Regions from separate parts of the Homo sapiens genome. Here region 1 is linked to region 2. A link is an interaction called in ENCODE POLR2A ChIA-PET data of the cell type or tissue named here. Cell type or tissue: IMR-90. All regions are shown on one strand.

Evidence for each region. ChIA-PET counts read pairs that join two places held together with the same protein. Peaks named below come from ENCODE experiments on the same cell type or tissue, not always from the same donor. Only the 100,000 strongest peaks of a DNase experiment are listed, where the experiment ranks them.
Region 1: POLR2A ChIA-PET joins it to region 2 with 5 read pairs; 2 of 35 experiments call an interaction of 5 or more read pairs at or near these places.

Annotation. Positions count from the first base shown.
Region 1 is chr4:159,074,463-159,082,462 of GRCh38, reverse strand. It overlaps a transcript of SPMIP2 not described here. Among named protein-coding and RNA genes, the nearest start is that of RAPGEF2, 25 kb to the left of the region's middle. RefSeq lists an enhancer at 4,563-4,712. In IMR-90, no CTCF peak of the experiment used is centred here; no DNase peak of the experiment used is centred here.
Region 2 is chr4:158,897,910-158,905,909 of GRCh38, reverse strand. It overlaps FNIP2 (folliculin interacting protein 2), which reads right to left. Exons shown (of 17, transcript NM_020840.3): 17 at 1-1,444. The coding sequence ends at 1,366. The region is part of intron 4 of SPMIP2 (sperm microtubule inner protein 2); the gene reads left to right. Among named protein-coding and RNA genes, the nearest start is that of FNIP2, 130 kb to the right of the region's middle. RefSeq lists enhancers at 2,276-3,141, 3,142-4,007. In IMR-90, no CTCF peak of the experiment used is centred here; a DNase peak (open chromatin) is centred at 3,109; H3K27ac peaks cover 572 bases.

The DNA of each region.
Region 1 (8,000 bases), 180 kb before region 2:
ACACACACACACAGAGAAAAGTGGAATTGTTAGATTTAGATTATTCATTTTTCTGCTTGATTTTCTTCTTTATGGTTTATCTCCTCATAGTAGAAGCACAACATTTATTTATTTATTTATTTATTTATTTGAGATGGAATCTCACTCTGTCACCCAGGCTGGAGTGCAATGGTGCAATCTCAGCTCACTGCAACCTCTGCCTCCCAGGTTCAAGTGATTCTCCTGCCTCAGCTTCCAGAGTAGCTGGGATTACAGGTGCCTGCCACCACGCCCACCTAATTTTTTTTTTTTTTTTTTTTGCATTCTTAGCAGAGATAGGGTTTTGCCATATTGGCCGGGCTGGTCTCAAATTCCTGACCTCAAGTGATCTGCTCGCCTTCTCCTCCCAAAGTGTTGGGATTACAGGCATGAGCCACCACGTCCAGCCTAGAAGCACAACTTTTAAAGAACTCTCATGTAAACCAGGTTCATTAAATGAGTAAGTGTTGAGTTTCAGCAGAGTCTGGATGGGAAAATATGAGAAAATCAAGAATCCAATAATCTGTACACAGAATTCCAGGCCCTCCTTGACTCATTATATCACTTCTAAAATTTAGTTATAAGTAAATAAGAGTTAACTGTACCACTGTTTATAATAATGCAAAGGTGGTTACAATCTTAATATTCAACAAGAAAGGGCTTATTAAATAAATTATGTTAAAGCAATAGAATAAAATACAGCTTTAAAATCACATTTTCTTTTTGTTTTTTTCTCTCTCTCTCTTTTTGGAGACAGAGTCTCACTCTGTCACCCAGGCTGGAGTGCAGTGGAGTGCAGAGCAAACATGGCTCACTGCAACCTCCACCTCCTAGGCTCATGTGATCTCATCTCAGCCTCCGAAGTAGCTAGGACTGCAGGAGTGCGCCACCACACCAAGCTAATTTTTATATTTTTTGTAGAGACAAGGGTCTCCCAATGCTGCCTAGGCTGGTCTTGAACTCCTGAGCCTAAGCAATCCTCCTGCCTGCAGTCCCAAAGTGCTGGGACTCCAGGCATGAGCCACCATGACCAGCCTAAAATTACATTCTCAAAATTATTTAATAACATGAGTATTGCTCACAATATGCTTAGTAAGAAAAAAATCGGCTGGCCATGGTGGCTCATGCCTGTAATCCCTGCACTTTGGGTGGCTGAGGCGGTTGAAGCACCTGAGGTCAGGAGTTCAAGACCAATCTGGCCAACATGGCAAAACCTCGTCTCTACTAAAAATACAAAAAATTAGCCAGGTGCAGTGGTGCGCACCTGTAATCCCAGCTACTTGGGAGGCTGAGACAGGAGAATCACTTGAACCCGGGAGGTGGAGGTTGCAGTGAGCCAAGATCATGCCACTGCACTCCAGCCTGGGTGACAGAGTGAGACTCCGTCTCAAAAAAAAAAAAAAAAAGAGAAAGAAACAAAGAGTCCGGGCACAGTCATTCGTGCCTGTAATCCCAGAACTTTGGGAGGCCAAGGCAGGCGGATCACAAGGTTAGGAGATCGAGACTATCCTGGCTAACACGGTGAAAACCCGTCTCTACTAAAAATACAAAAAATTAGCCGGGCATGGTGGTGGGCGCCTGTAGTCCCAGCTACTCAGGAGGCTGAGGCAGGAGAACGGCGTGAACCTGGGAGGTGGAGCTTGCAGTGAGCCGAGATCGTGCCACTGCACTCCAGCCTGGGCTCTGTCTCAAACAAACAAACAAACAAACAAATTACACTTCACACCTGAATTTACCATGATAGCCCAATTTTGTTGTTTTTTAAAAAGAGGTATAGCTATATATACATATAGAAATAGAAATAGATGGTGGGGGGCACTCATATGAGGAGATACCAAAAGTGTTAATAATGGGGAATCGCTGCTTTAATCTATATGTCACAATAAGTTACTGCCCATTTATGAATTAGCTCAAGAATCAATTAAGGGGCTCAATGAGGGGCTCATGCCTGTAATGTCAGCACTTTGAGACCCGAGGCAGGAGGACTGCTTGAGCTCAGGAGTTCAAGACCAGCCTGGGCAGCATAGGGAGACCCCTGTCTCTACAAAAAAAATTTTTTAATTAGCCTGGTGTGGTAACCTGTGCCCATAGTCCTGGTTACTTGGGAGGTGGAGGTGGGAGGATCACGTGAACCCAGGAGTTCGAGGTGGCAGTGAGCCGTGATTGTGCCATTGCATTCCAGCATGAGCAATGGAGTGAGACCATCTTAAAATAAATAAATAAATAAATAAATAAATAAAGTCTTTGTTGTGCATGTATCAGAACGCATATATCTTTTCTAGATTGTAAGCTTCTAGAGGCGAGAGAAAAAGTCTGTACAGTCACTTTGTACATCAAGACATGCCAAAAGACAACTGGGATTCTCACTATTATTCCCATTTCCCATTATTATTATTTGACACTTTTTATTATTATTTGATTATTTGATAATAATGGGAGATGATGGAATAAAGCAAAAGATCATTTTGAGACTGTAGGTGGGATTTAAATGCTAGAGAAGTGCTTCATAGGTAACATAAATAATACAATTAAAATTAAAATGCTTTACTATTTTTACTTTTTTTTCAGCTTGAGAATGCATTAGTGTTTTTTAAAAACACTCTCCTCAAACCCATTTTTCCTATTACTAAAAATCTAATTAAAAGCAGGAAAGAACAATCAAAACCAAAAGGTGATTAAAAGTAAAAAGTAATATCCTGTGACAATTTTCATGTGCCAAATATAGAACTCACATAGAACACCAAATTAAAGCAGAAACCAAATGAAATTCAGGATTCCAAATTTTTGTGCTTTAAATATATGGTTGATCTCTGGCTTGGTAAAACCAAACAATTTGCCATGAAAACAGCCAATACAAAAACCCCAAGTCTTCTTGACTAGAAGACTTCTTGAACAGAAATCAGTATATTTGTCTTAGCCTGCTCAGGCTGCTATAACAAAATACCTGGAACTGGGTAGCTTATAAAAAACAGAAATTTATTTCTCGCAGTTCTGGAAGCTAGAAAGCCTGAGAACAGGGTGTGCACCAGCAGATTCGGTGTCTGGTGAGGATCAGTTTCCTGATTTCTTAGAAGGCAGCTTCTTGCTGTGTCCTCACATGGTGGAAGGGGCAAGGAAGCTCTCTGGAGTCTCTTTTTTTGGCCACTAATTCCATTCATGTGGGTGGAGCCCTCATGACCTAATTGCCTCCCTAAAGGCCACACCTCTAAAAAACATCACTTTGGAGGTTAGGATGTCAACACATGAATTTTGGGAGGGACACAAACACACCATGACAGTGTTTTAAAGTTTCCAGTTATTATTATTATTATTTATTTATTTATTTTTGAGATGGGATCTCACTCTGTCACCCAGGTTGGAGTGCTATGGCATGATCTCAGCTCACTGCGACCTCCACCTCCCAGGTTCAAGTGATTCTCCTGTCTCAGCTTCCTGAGTAGCTGGGATTACAGGCTTGCACCACCACACCCAGCTAATTTCTGTATTTTTAGTAGAGATGGGGTTTCACTGTGTTGGCCAAGCTGGTCTCAAACTCCTGACCTCAAGTGATTCACCCGCCTCAGCCTCCCAAAGTGCTGGGATTACAGGCATGAGCCACCATGCCTGGCCTCCAGTTGGTTTTTACATGACAAATTAGTTTGTCCACTGGATCATATTGATCTAGGAAACTAGGTAATGTTCAAGTTGTGTAGGACCACCTCTATCTCCAATGTCAAGTGAGAAATTTGTCTTTTTACTTCCTGCTTTTCCTTACAATCCACCCACACAATCCCATGTCTTTCCTTACAATCCACCCATGCAGTCATCAAGCTTTCTTCACCTTCTAACCCTCAGCCATTCTCCATTAAATACCCAGGCTTTGGAAGGTTCTCTCAAATTTATTCAGCCTAAGATAAAAAGTGCTGACCAACTTAGTGAAGTGCTTATATGAAAAATATTGGCATTTGAGTAGAGGAAGTCTTGAAGCCCTCAGTGTTTCTCCACTGGGGCACTATTTGCCCTTAGGACAGAGCCATTTCCATGCCAGTAGGAACTCCGCACTCTCATCTTTTCGAAATTCAGAAACTTGGTGTAGAACTAGTGCTATCAAGTTCTAGTCTGGATTCCTGCCAATTGCTTGGGGATTTATTTATTTATTTAAGGGATATTTATTGGAGATGTACTACAAAGCCAGGCACTGTTCTGGATCTCAGAGCAAGCTTTGGTGCTCATGACTGCACAGGAATCATGACGTAAAATACATAATACACTGAAAACTTTCTTTAACAAACATTATTTGTATGCTGTTCTTTCCGATTTTCCCCCTTTACTTTCCATTTAATTTTTGAAGCAAAATCAAAAAAATAAAATCAAAGTTTAGATTTAACTTTCAAATATCTGTCTCCCCAGTCCTCTGCTTTTTTTCACATTTAAAAATATGATTTTTAGAGGTAGCTTGCCTTTTTTTCTATGTTATTTATATATAAACTTGAGACTCTTGATTACATCCCCTCTTTGGTAATTGGAAAAGAAAATGAAAGTGCCACCTGTTTGCTACCGTAATAGCATTGGTTTACATATCTCAGTTTCAGTACTTTATTTGACAGGATATTACTTTGTTCCATTAAATTGAAAGCTTCTGTTTTCATTTTGTTTCCAGTATATTAGTCATCATCACTCTGTTACCTAAGAGTTTCTTTCTAGGTAATTAAAGATCTCTTTGTATCATGCTTTAACACTGAGTTCGAAATGAATTAACCAATGGGACTTTGGTCTCCTGAGTTTGGTAACATCTGCTTTAAGGAAAGAAATTTTTCAATAAATTTTAAAAGTGTAAAAGAAAAATTTGATTATACATTTCTAATACAGCTGGGTTTATAAAGCATGCCATCTTATTAAATAATGAGAGTAATTTATAAGAAAGTATTACTAACCTCAAACGTTGGGTTAGAAACCAAAGAAGCTAACCTTCCCTCCCAAGAAAAACCCTCCTAAGAAAAACACATTAAAAGAAAATCTGGGCCAGGTGTGATGGCTCACACTTGTAATCCCAGCACTTTGGGAGGCCGAGGCGGCAGATCACCTGAGGTCAGGAGTTTGAGACCAGCCTGACCAACATGGAGAAACCCCATCTCTACTAATAATGCAAAAATTAGCCAGGCGTGGTGGCAGGCACCTGTAATCCCAGCTACTTGGGAGGCTGAGGCACGAGAATCACTTGAACCTGGGAGGCGGAGATTGTGGTTGTGGTGAGCCGAGACCGCACCATTGTACTCCAGCCTGCGCAACAAGAGCGAAACTCTGTCTCAAAAAAAAAGAAAATCTGTTTAGGCCAGGCGCAGTGGCTCGCGCCTGTAATCCTAGCACTTTGGGAGGCCAAGGTGGGCAGATCACCTGAGGTCAGGAGTTCGAAACCATCCTGGCCAACATGGCAAAATCCTGTCTCTGCTAAAAATACAAAAATTACCCAGGCATGGTGGCAGGTGCCTGTAATCCCAGATATTCGGGAGGCTGAGGCAGGAGAATCGGTCTAACCTAGGAGGTGGAGGCTGCAGTGAGCCGAGACGGCACCATTACACTCCAGCCTGGGCAAGAGCGAGACTCCATCTCAAAAAAAAAAAAAATCTGTTTAGTGCCAGGAATGGTGATGCATGTCTGTAATCCCAGCGACTCTGGAGGCTGAGGTGGGAGAATCCTTTGAGCCCAGGAGTTTGAGGCTGCAGTGAGCTATGATTGTATTACTATACTCCAACCTGGGCAACAGAGCAAGACTCTATCTCTAAAGAAAAAAAGAAAGAAAAGAAGGAAAAAATTGTTTAAGTATGTTTTAAAGTATTTATTACTGTTTATTACCATTAAAAAATGGACATCAGGACTTTACCCCTACTTTTCCTATATTTTAAATTGTGAACATGTATTCAAACTGTAAATGAAAATAACATGCTTTTATTAGGCATTTAAAATAAAATGCTTTTCATAATATGCTGGGTTTTTTCATGATATGCTGGTTGTCCCATTACTATTCTAGTAACAAGACATTACATAGATAGATATTTCAACTAATAGAAATCAAAACAGCAGTTACAAAAATAGAAGTAACCATGAAATTAATTATAGCTTGCTGTATGCTGTATAATAATAACAGAGTAAACTTATCACCCAGAATTAAAACTATAGGTCAAAAGAGCAATCTTTTGGGAGTTGGTAATCTTTAGCCATCAGTGAAAGTGTTAGAATGACACAGACCAAGGTTTGAGGATAAGTTTTAATGCTTATTGGAAGTGTGATCTTGTTTTAATAACCCTCTGAGCTGCAAGTTCTTCACCTGTAAAATCGGGACAATAGTGTCTGACTCACAGTTGTTGGGAGAATTAACATGTGTGAAGCACATAGTACACAGTACCCTATAAATGTCAGCATCATCCTCATCATCACCACCGTCCCCATCATTAGAGAAACTAAAAGCCAACTATTGGTTTAAAGGCCTAGTTAGTGGCAAAATCTTCTTGATTACATGGAAAAAAAATTAGTGCCACCAGCCAGGGTTTTTTTTCTGCTGTAAATGGTGAAGCAAAAGTTTTAGCATTATCCAACGCTCATGGATGTTCATCACTGTAAACTGTGAGCCCTCATTACAAAATACTGAAGAGCTTTCAGAATTTAAAAAAAAAAAAAAGATGAGTCAAATTATGTTCTGCTTGATGCTTGATAGTCATGGCATCACTATTTTAATTGGATCTAAAAATGTGAATGTTGGTGATTTATGCATAGTGGAAGTCCCTGAGTATTGGTCTATGACACATCCTGTCACCAGATATGATTGCTTTGTCCTACACGCTGTTGGCACAGATGAAGTTAAAGTGACCAAGATTATCACACAGGATTCAAATCCAAGTTGGCCCACCTCTAAAAGCTTTCATTATGCCACGCTGTCTCTTTGAATTTTTTCCAGGCCACTCATCTACTAGAAATCTCTCATCATTATAGAAACACAATTACAAAATGATCCAATACAATGCAGTGGTATTTTAAAGTATGGTTAGAAAAAAATGTTAAAGGAAAATAATAACCTTTAGATTTTGTTTACACAATACTTGATGACAAGTTAATCTTTGAATATCACGGATAATATCTCATTGACATATTTATGTATATGACTAAATTGAATATTCGGTTACATGGTTGTTTCTGTCACATGAAATGTACATGTATATGCATGTGTATCTGTCTGTAGGTAAATAAGGCCATGCTGCAAATTTTCTGTTTGACCCTCCAGATCACCACCCATTTCCACTCTCGTCCCTGCACTGGTAGGCTGACCTATAAGGACTACATCAATGGACTCTGTTGTTTGCTTGCTTCTAGGCAGGTTCAACTAATAGAGTACATCAGCAGGAGATGGGAGAGAAGGACAGCAAGAGTTTGAAGTATTTATTCCCCATGTCCCTCCCTAAGGTGGTCACTGTGAGAGGGCAAGGGCTCCATCCTTGACCAGACTTCAGATTGGTAAGGCCCTTGCTCTTACCAGCCCCAAGAAATTGCATCACTGTGGTTTCCCCACATCCCCCTTGCATCCTTGTAAATAGTCTCTTTATTAAGCTCTCTTGAAAATCCCTAATGTGAGTGTCCCATCTTACCTCATGTTATGAGGGTCTCTGGTTGATACAAATTCTTAACATGAATAATATAATGGACTGTATAGTTAATATTTTCATCTGCCTCCCAGATTCAATATCCTCCTTCTTCTGGTCAACCTCCTGCTTCTGTTGAGATTGTAAAACATGTGCTCCATTACACATTGCCCCACTCACTGCAAAAACCACCCCAGGATCATGGTGGGTCACTTATATTCCTACTATCCCTTAGAATAAGGATAACTTCACAAGGTGAAGCTGCACTCTAAGCCAGACTAATAAGAATTCTGTACCCAGAACTTCCCAAATTGGAGGGAAGTGGCTTGTCCTCTTCTTGAATGAATAACTGATAAATGTAACCTTGGGGCT
Region 2 (8,000 bases):
AAACAGTGGAAGGGAATCAGAGCCTGGTTAACTGCTTGAGATCTGCAAAGTGCTAAAGATGTTTTGCTTTGCTAGCTTAGCTCCTGTCCTTTAATGACCAATATTTAAAAGTCTTTTACTTTACCCTGGATGTCAGTACATAGTCTGTTTCACGGTCAGTAAACTGAAGTTTCTTTTATATTAACAGAAAATTAGGTTGTTTTTTTTTTTTTTTTGCATGAACTTTAGGAAATCATTTTGGTCGGTTTTATACAATGTGTAAGTTAATGTCTGGAAAGATGTTTTGAAAAGGATGCAGGAATTAGAAGGCACAGAAATGATAATATAAAAATTTAGATCATATATGAATTTTTTCTAAATGTTCAAGCTAATTGCTTTCATTAGTCATCCTGAACTGCTGCAGGTTTCATTTCCCACCAGGACAGCTGTGCCTTTTAAAGTAAAAATAGTCATTTGTATTAACTATAAGGAAAAAGTGGCTTCAGCTGGAAGAACTTACCAACCGAAACACTCTTGAGCTTATAGAAATAACTTTGGTAAGTGGCCTCTCTTAAAAAGGCTGCTGAAAGCTCTAAAATATAAGGATAAAACATACGGTTTCAGACTGTACACTTTGCTGCTACAAACTACATCTTGATGGGATTAAGAGGCTACATTGATTCTTGGGTTTATTGCACCAACAATCCATCTCTGACCTACCCATGGCTGCATCTGAAACAAGGTAAACTCCAAGAAGAAATGAAAACAGTGGGTCCCTAAAGCACTCTTCCCAACAAGCAATTCTTACATGTTTTATGTCAAACAGTCACTGCTAAAGCCACTGGAGCTGAAGATGGCACAATGTGGCTTTCTTTGCTTTACCTTGTCTAAAAAGCAAACTGTGACCTGGAATCCAAAGTCTGTATTCTGATTGTTGTCTCAGAATAGCAAAATATGTTTTCTCCAGTTTGGGGAGCTCATGCTTAAACTTGGAAGCAGTTTCCTACTGGAATATTATGTACACTGCTGACCACCCCGCTCAAGTCACTTGTCTTTATTCTGCCCAAACAGCACAAGGCAATCTGTTGCAACAGCTTAGTGTTTAGTGCTTATGTTTCCTCCTACCAAAAAGGTCAGTTTCTTTGTTGATTCATGGGTAACAAATGGCCTAAAGTGTTCACGACAATCACAAATGCTATTATGTCAAGTAAACCTAAGTCTTCAATGAAGCATCAGCTTGACAGCAAAAACACAAAACAAAAAGGTGGAATGACTGTTTCTGTTTGCTCTTCTCATGCTTTTGACATCACAGAGAGCTTATTCCTTTCTCCTTCAGTTGAGAATTTGATTTTTTTCTTCCAAGGAAGAACTGTCCTGAGCTTTAGCTTATAAGAGTATTTGAGCCACATAAGGAGAATGAGTACTGGCAATAGCAGTCAACAGAGGCAGGTCGTTGGATTCAATCCTGAATATTGAGAAAAGAAAAGAATATTACTTTAAAAGAGCATGGTTTTATGAGAAAGTATTATTTCTTTTTATGAGAAAGTATTATTTCTAGGTACTAAGTTTGATAGATTATCATTTAAAACTAATGAAAAAGCAAAACAGATGGAAGGATAATAAACTTACTCTTTTAATAAAATATTCCAGTGGACACTGACCAGGGAGGCAAAGGGAGAGAAATACAGGAAGTGTGTTGTGCCTGTGTGTGGACATAAAGCTCTTTTTCCCTTGGCAGGGGTCACCAGACTTTCTAACTTTCCTGTATTCCCTATATAACTTCATTGTATCATACTTTAAGGTATTCTCCATTATAAACTCATTCTTCCAGTCAACACTTCTAAATGCATACTGATTTTTCACCTAAGTTCAAATTGGTCTTAGAAAAACGATGATGGTAGCAATTTCTTAAAAAACATTGGGAATTTGTTCAAAGTTTATACTGGGATCCTCACTGAGCATTTAAGCCACAAGATTCTGAGAGCAAAGTGACACTAAAAGGTACTGGGTTAAGAGACATCATGGTTTCAAATGGACACAGCTTTGGCTGCCTCTCTTACAGCAGAGGTGGATACAGTATGGGCACTGGCTAAAAATGATGCCAGGTGTCATGAAAAAAAAAAATTGAACTGTTTCAGTTTGTGGACTATGTCCTAATCCTTACCCTTGAATTCCTCAAAGTAAAAATAAAACAGTATCTGGCATTACCTCATGGGGTTTTCTAGTCCTTCTCCAGTAATGCTACATACAGATCTGATTTCAGAGTGCACAGAAGTTCTCTAGTACTTTTAGTGCTACTGGCCCTGACTACGGGAGGAAGGGGATAAAGGAAGGATGAACATGAGTCCACTAATAATGCACTAAGAGGACCTAGAGATGAGTGCAAAGGGGAATAAAAGCTTATGATTACACGTGTTGATGCACACCTGTAAGGGTCAAGGATGGGGTAAAGCCCTTGAAATGTAAGGCACACATTTGGCAATGGAAAATCTAATAAGGCAAGACGGCCGAATAGGAACAGCTCTGGTCTGCAGCTCCCAGCAAGATCGACGCAGAAGGTGGGTGATTTCTGTATTTCCAACTGATGTACCCGGCTCATCTCATTGGGAGTGGCTGGACACTGGGTGCAGCCCACAGAGGGCAAGTAGAAGGAGGGTGGGGTGTTGCCTTACTCGGGAAGTGCAAGGGTTCAGGGAATTGTTTCCCCTACCCAAGGGAAGCCGTGAGGAACTCAATATCTGCACTGCAGTCTGGATACTGCACTTTTCCCATGGTCTTCATGACCCACAGACCAGGAGATTCCCTTTGGTGTGTACACAATCAGGGCCCTGGGTTTCAAGCACAAAACTGGGCGGCCATTTGGGCAGACACTGAGCTAGCTGCAAGAGTTTTTTTTCCATACCTCAGTGGCACCCGGAATGCTAGCGAGACAGAACGGTTCACTCCCCTGGAAAGGGGGCTGAAGCCAGGGAGCCGAGTGGTCTGGCTCAGTGGGTCCCATGCCCACAGAGCCAGCAAGCTAAGATCCACTGGCTTGAAATTCTCACTGCCAGCACAGCAGTCTGAGGTCGACCTGGGACGTTTGAGGTTGGTTGGGGGAGGGGCATCCACCATTGCTGAGACTTGAGTAAGCGGTTTAGCCTCACAGTGTAAACAAAGCTGCCTGGAAGTTCAAACTGGGCGGAGCCCACTGCAGCTCTCAGCAAGGCCACTGGGGCCAGACTGCCTCTCTAGATTCCTCCTCTCTGGGCAGGGCATCTCTGAAAAAAAGGCAGCAGCCCCAGTTAGGGGTTTATAGATAAAACCCCCATCTCTTTGGGACAGAGCACCTGGGGGAAGGGGCGGCTGTAGGCACAGCTTCAGCAGACTTAAACATCCCTGCCTGATAACTCTGAAGACAGCAGTGGATCCCCCACACAGCGTTTGAGCTCTGCTAAGGGTCAGACTGCCTCCTCAAGTGGATCCCTGACCCCTGTGTATCCTGACTGGGAGACACCTCCCAGTAGGGGCCGACAGAACCTCATACAGGAGAGCTCTGGCTGGAATCTGGTGGGTGCCCCTCTGGGACGAAGCTTCCAGAGGAAGGAACAGGCAGCAATCTTTGCTGTTCTACAGCCTCCGCTGGTGATACCCAGGCAAACAGGGTCTGTAGTGGACCTCCAACAAACCACAGCAGACCTGCAGCAGACAGGCCTGTTAGAAGGAAAATTAACAAGCAGAAAACAGCCACATCAACATCAACAAAAAGGACGTCCACTCAGAGACCCCATCCGAAGGTCACCAACGTAAAAGACCAAAGGTAGATAAATCCATGAAGATGGGGAGAAACCTGGGCAAAAAGGCTGAAAATTCAAAAAACCAGAATGCTCTCTCCTCCAAAGGATCACAGCTCCTCACCAGCAAGGGAACAAAACTGGATGGAGAATTGAGTTTGATGAATTGACAGAAGTAGGCTTCAGAAGGTGGGTAATAACAAACTCCTCTGAGCTAAAGAAGCATGTTCTAACCCAATGCAAGGAAGCTAAGAACCTTGAAAAAAGGTTAGGTGAATTGCTAACTAGAATAACTAGCTTAGAGAAGAACATAAATGACCTGATGGAGCTGAAAAACACAGCACGAGAACTTCATGAAGCATACACAAGTATCAATAGCTGGATCAATCAAGCAGAAGAAAGGCTATCAGAGATTGAAGATCAACTTAATGAAATAAAGCGTGAAGACAAGATTACAGAAAAAATGAAAACAAACGAACAAAGCCTCCAAGAAATATGAGACTATGTGAAAAGACCAAATCTACGTTTGATTGGTATACCTGAAAGTGACAGGGAGAATGGAACCAAGTTGGAAAACACACTTCAGGTTATTATCCAGGAGAATGTCCCCAACCTAGCAAGGCAGGCCAACATTCAAATTCAGGAAATACAGAGAACACCACAAAGATACTCCTCGAGAAGAGCAACCCCAAGACACATAATGGTCAGATTCACGGAGGTTGAAATGAAGGAAAAAAATGTTAAGGGCAGCCAGAGAGAGGTCAGGTTACCCACAAAGGGAAGCCCATCAGACTAACAGCAGATCTCTGCAGAAACCCTACAAGCCAGAAGAGAGTGGGGGCCAATATTCAACATTCTTAAAAGAATTTTCGTGGCACACGCCTGTAATCCCAGCTACTCTGGACGCTGAGGCAGAGAATTGCTTAAACCTGGAGGGGCGGAGGTTGCAGTGAGCTAAGATCACGCCACTGCACTCCAGCCTGGGCAACAGAGCAAGACTCTGTCTCAAAAAAAAAAAAAAAAAAAAAATTTCAACCCAGAATTTCATATCCAGCCAAACTAAGCTTCACAAGCAAAGGAGAAATAAAATCCTTTACAGACAAGCAAATGCTGAGAGATTCTGTCACCACCAGGCCTGCCTTACAAGAGCTCCTGAAGGAAGCACTACATGGAAAGGAAAAAGCGGTACCAGCCACTGCAAAAACATACCAAATTGTAAAGACCATCAACACTATGAAGAAACTGCATCAACTAACGGGCAAAAAAACCAACTAGCATCATAATGACAGGATCACATTCACATATAACAATATTAACCTTAAATCAAATACGGGCTAAATGCCCCAATTAAAAGACACAGACTGGCAAACTGGATAAAGAGTCAAGACCCATGATTGTGCTGTATTCAGGAGACACATCTCACGTGCAAACACATACACAGACTCAAAATAAAGAGATGGAGGAAGATCTACAAGCAAATGGAAAGTGAAAAAAAGTAGGGGTTGTAGTCCTAGTCCTGATAAAACAGACTTTAAACCAACAAAGATCAAAGAGACAAAGAAGGGCATTACATAATGGTAAAGGGATCAATGCAACCAGAAGAGCTAACTATCCTAAATCTACATGCAACCAATACAGAAGGACCCAGATTCATAAAGCAAGTTCTTAAAGAGCTACAAAGAGACTTAGGCTCCCACACAATAATAATGGGAGACTTTAACACCCCACTGTCAATATTAGATCAACGAGACAGAAAATTAACAGGGTATTCAGGACTTGAACTCAGCTCTGGACCAAGCAGACCTAATAGACATCTACAGAACTCTCCACCCCAAATCAACAGAATGTACATTCTTCTCAGCACCTCATCACACTTATTCTAAAATTGACCACAAAATTGGAAGTAAAACACTCCTCGGCAAATGCAAAAGAATGGAAATCATAACAGTCTCTCAGACCACAGTGCAATCAAATTAGAACTCAGGATTAAGAAACTCACTCAAAACCACACAACTACATGGAAACTGTACAACCTGCTCCTGAATGACTACTGGGTACATAACGAAATGAAGGCAGAAATAAAAGTTCTTTGAAACCAATGAGAACAATGACACAGTGTACCCGAATCTTTAGGACACATTTAAAGCAGTGTTTAGAGGGAAATTTATAGCACTAAATGCCCACAAGAGAAAGCAGGAAAGATCTAAAATCGACACCCTAACATCACAATTAAAAGAACTAGAGAAGCAAGAGCAAACAAATTCAAAAGCTAGCAGAAGACAAGAAATAACTAAGATCAGAGCAGAACTGAACGAGATAGAGACACAAAAAACCCTTCAAAAAATCAATGAATCCAGGAGCTGGTTTTTTGAAAAGATCAACAAAATAGACCACTAGCCAGACTAATAAAGAAGAAAGAAGAGAATATTCAAATAGATGCAACAAAAAATGATAAAGGGGAGATCACCACTGATCCCACAGAAATACAAACTAACATCAGAGAATACTATAAACACCTCTACTCAAATAAACTAGAAAATCTAGAAGAAATGGATAAATTCCTGGGCACATACACCCTCCCAAGTCTAAACTAGGAAGAAGTCAAATCCCTGAATAGACTGATAACAAGTTCTGAAATTGAGGCAGTAATTAATAGCCTACCAACCAAAAAATGTCCAGGACCAGATGGATTCACAGCCAAATTCTACCAGAGTGTACAGGAGCTGGTACCATTCCTTCTGAAACTATTCCAAACAATAGAAAAAGAGGGACTTCTGCCTAACTCATTTTATGAGGCCAGGCCAGCATCATCCTGAAAGCAAAACCTGGCAGAGACCCAACAAAAAAAGAAAATGTCAGGCCAATATCCCTGATGAACATCAATGCAAAAATCCTCAATAAAACACTGGCAAACTGAATCCAGCAGCACATCAAAAAGCTTATCCACCACGATCCAGCTGGCTTCATCCCTGGGATGCAAGACTGGTTCAACATACACAAATCAATAAAGGTAATCCATCGCATAAACAAAACCAGTGACAAAAACCAGATGATTATCTCATCTCAATAGATGCAGAAAAGGCCTTCGACAAAACTCAACACCACTTCAAGCTATAAACTCTCAATAAACTAGGTATTGAGGGAACGTATCCCAAAATAATAAGAGCTATTTCTGACAAACCCACAGCCAATATCATACTGAATGGGCAAAAACTGGAAGAATTCCCTTTGGAAACCAGCACAAGACAAGGATGCTCTCTCTCACCACTCCTATTCAACTATTCAACATAGTATTGGAAGTTCTGGCCAGGACAATCATGCAAGAGAAAGAAATAAAGCGTATTCAAATAGGAAGAGAGGAAGTCAAATTGTCTCTGTTTGCAGATGACATGATTGTATATTTGGAAAACCCCAACATTTCAGCCCAAAATCTCCTTAAGCTGATAAGCAACTTCAGCAAAGTCTCAGGATACAAAATCAATGTGCAAAAATCACATGCGTTCCTATACACCAATAACAGACAGAGAGCCAAATCACAAGTGAACTCCTATTCACAATTGCTACAAAGAGAATAAAATACCTAGTAATATAACTTACAAGAGATGTGAAGGACCTCTTCAAGGAGAACTGCAAACCACTGCTCAAGGAAATAAGAGAGGACACAAATAAATGGAAGAACATTCCATGCTCATGGATAGGAAGAATCAATATTGTGAAAATGGCCATACTCCCCAAAGTAATTTATAGATGCAATGCTATCCCCATCAAGCTCCCATGGATGTTCTTCACAGAACTGGAAAAAACTATTTTAAATTTCATATGGAACCAAAAAAGAGCCTGCATAGCCAAGGCAATCCTAAGCAAAAAGAACAAAGCTGGAGGCATCATGCTACCTGCCTTCAAACTATACAACAAGGCTACGGTAACCAAAACAGCACGGTATTGGTACCAAAACAGATATACAGACCAATGGAACAGAACTGAGGCCTCAGAAATACCACCACACATCTACAACCATCTGATCTTTGACAAACCTGACAAAAACAAGCAGTGGGGAAAGGATTCCCTATTTAATAAATGGTGTTGGGAAAACTGGCTAGCCATATGCAGAAAACTGAAACTGGAACCCTTCATTACACCTTTTACAAAAATTAACTCAAGATGGATTAAAGACTTAAATGTAAGACCTAAAACCATAAAAACCCTAGAAGAAAACCTAGGCAATACCATTCAGGCATAGGCATGGGC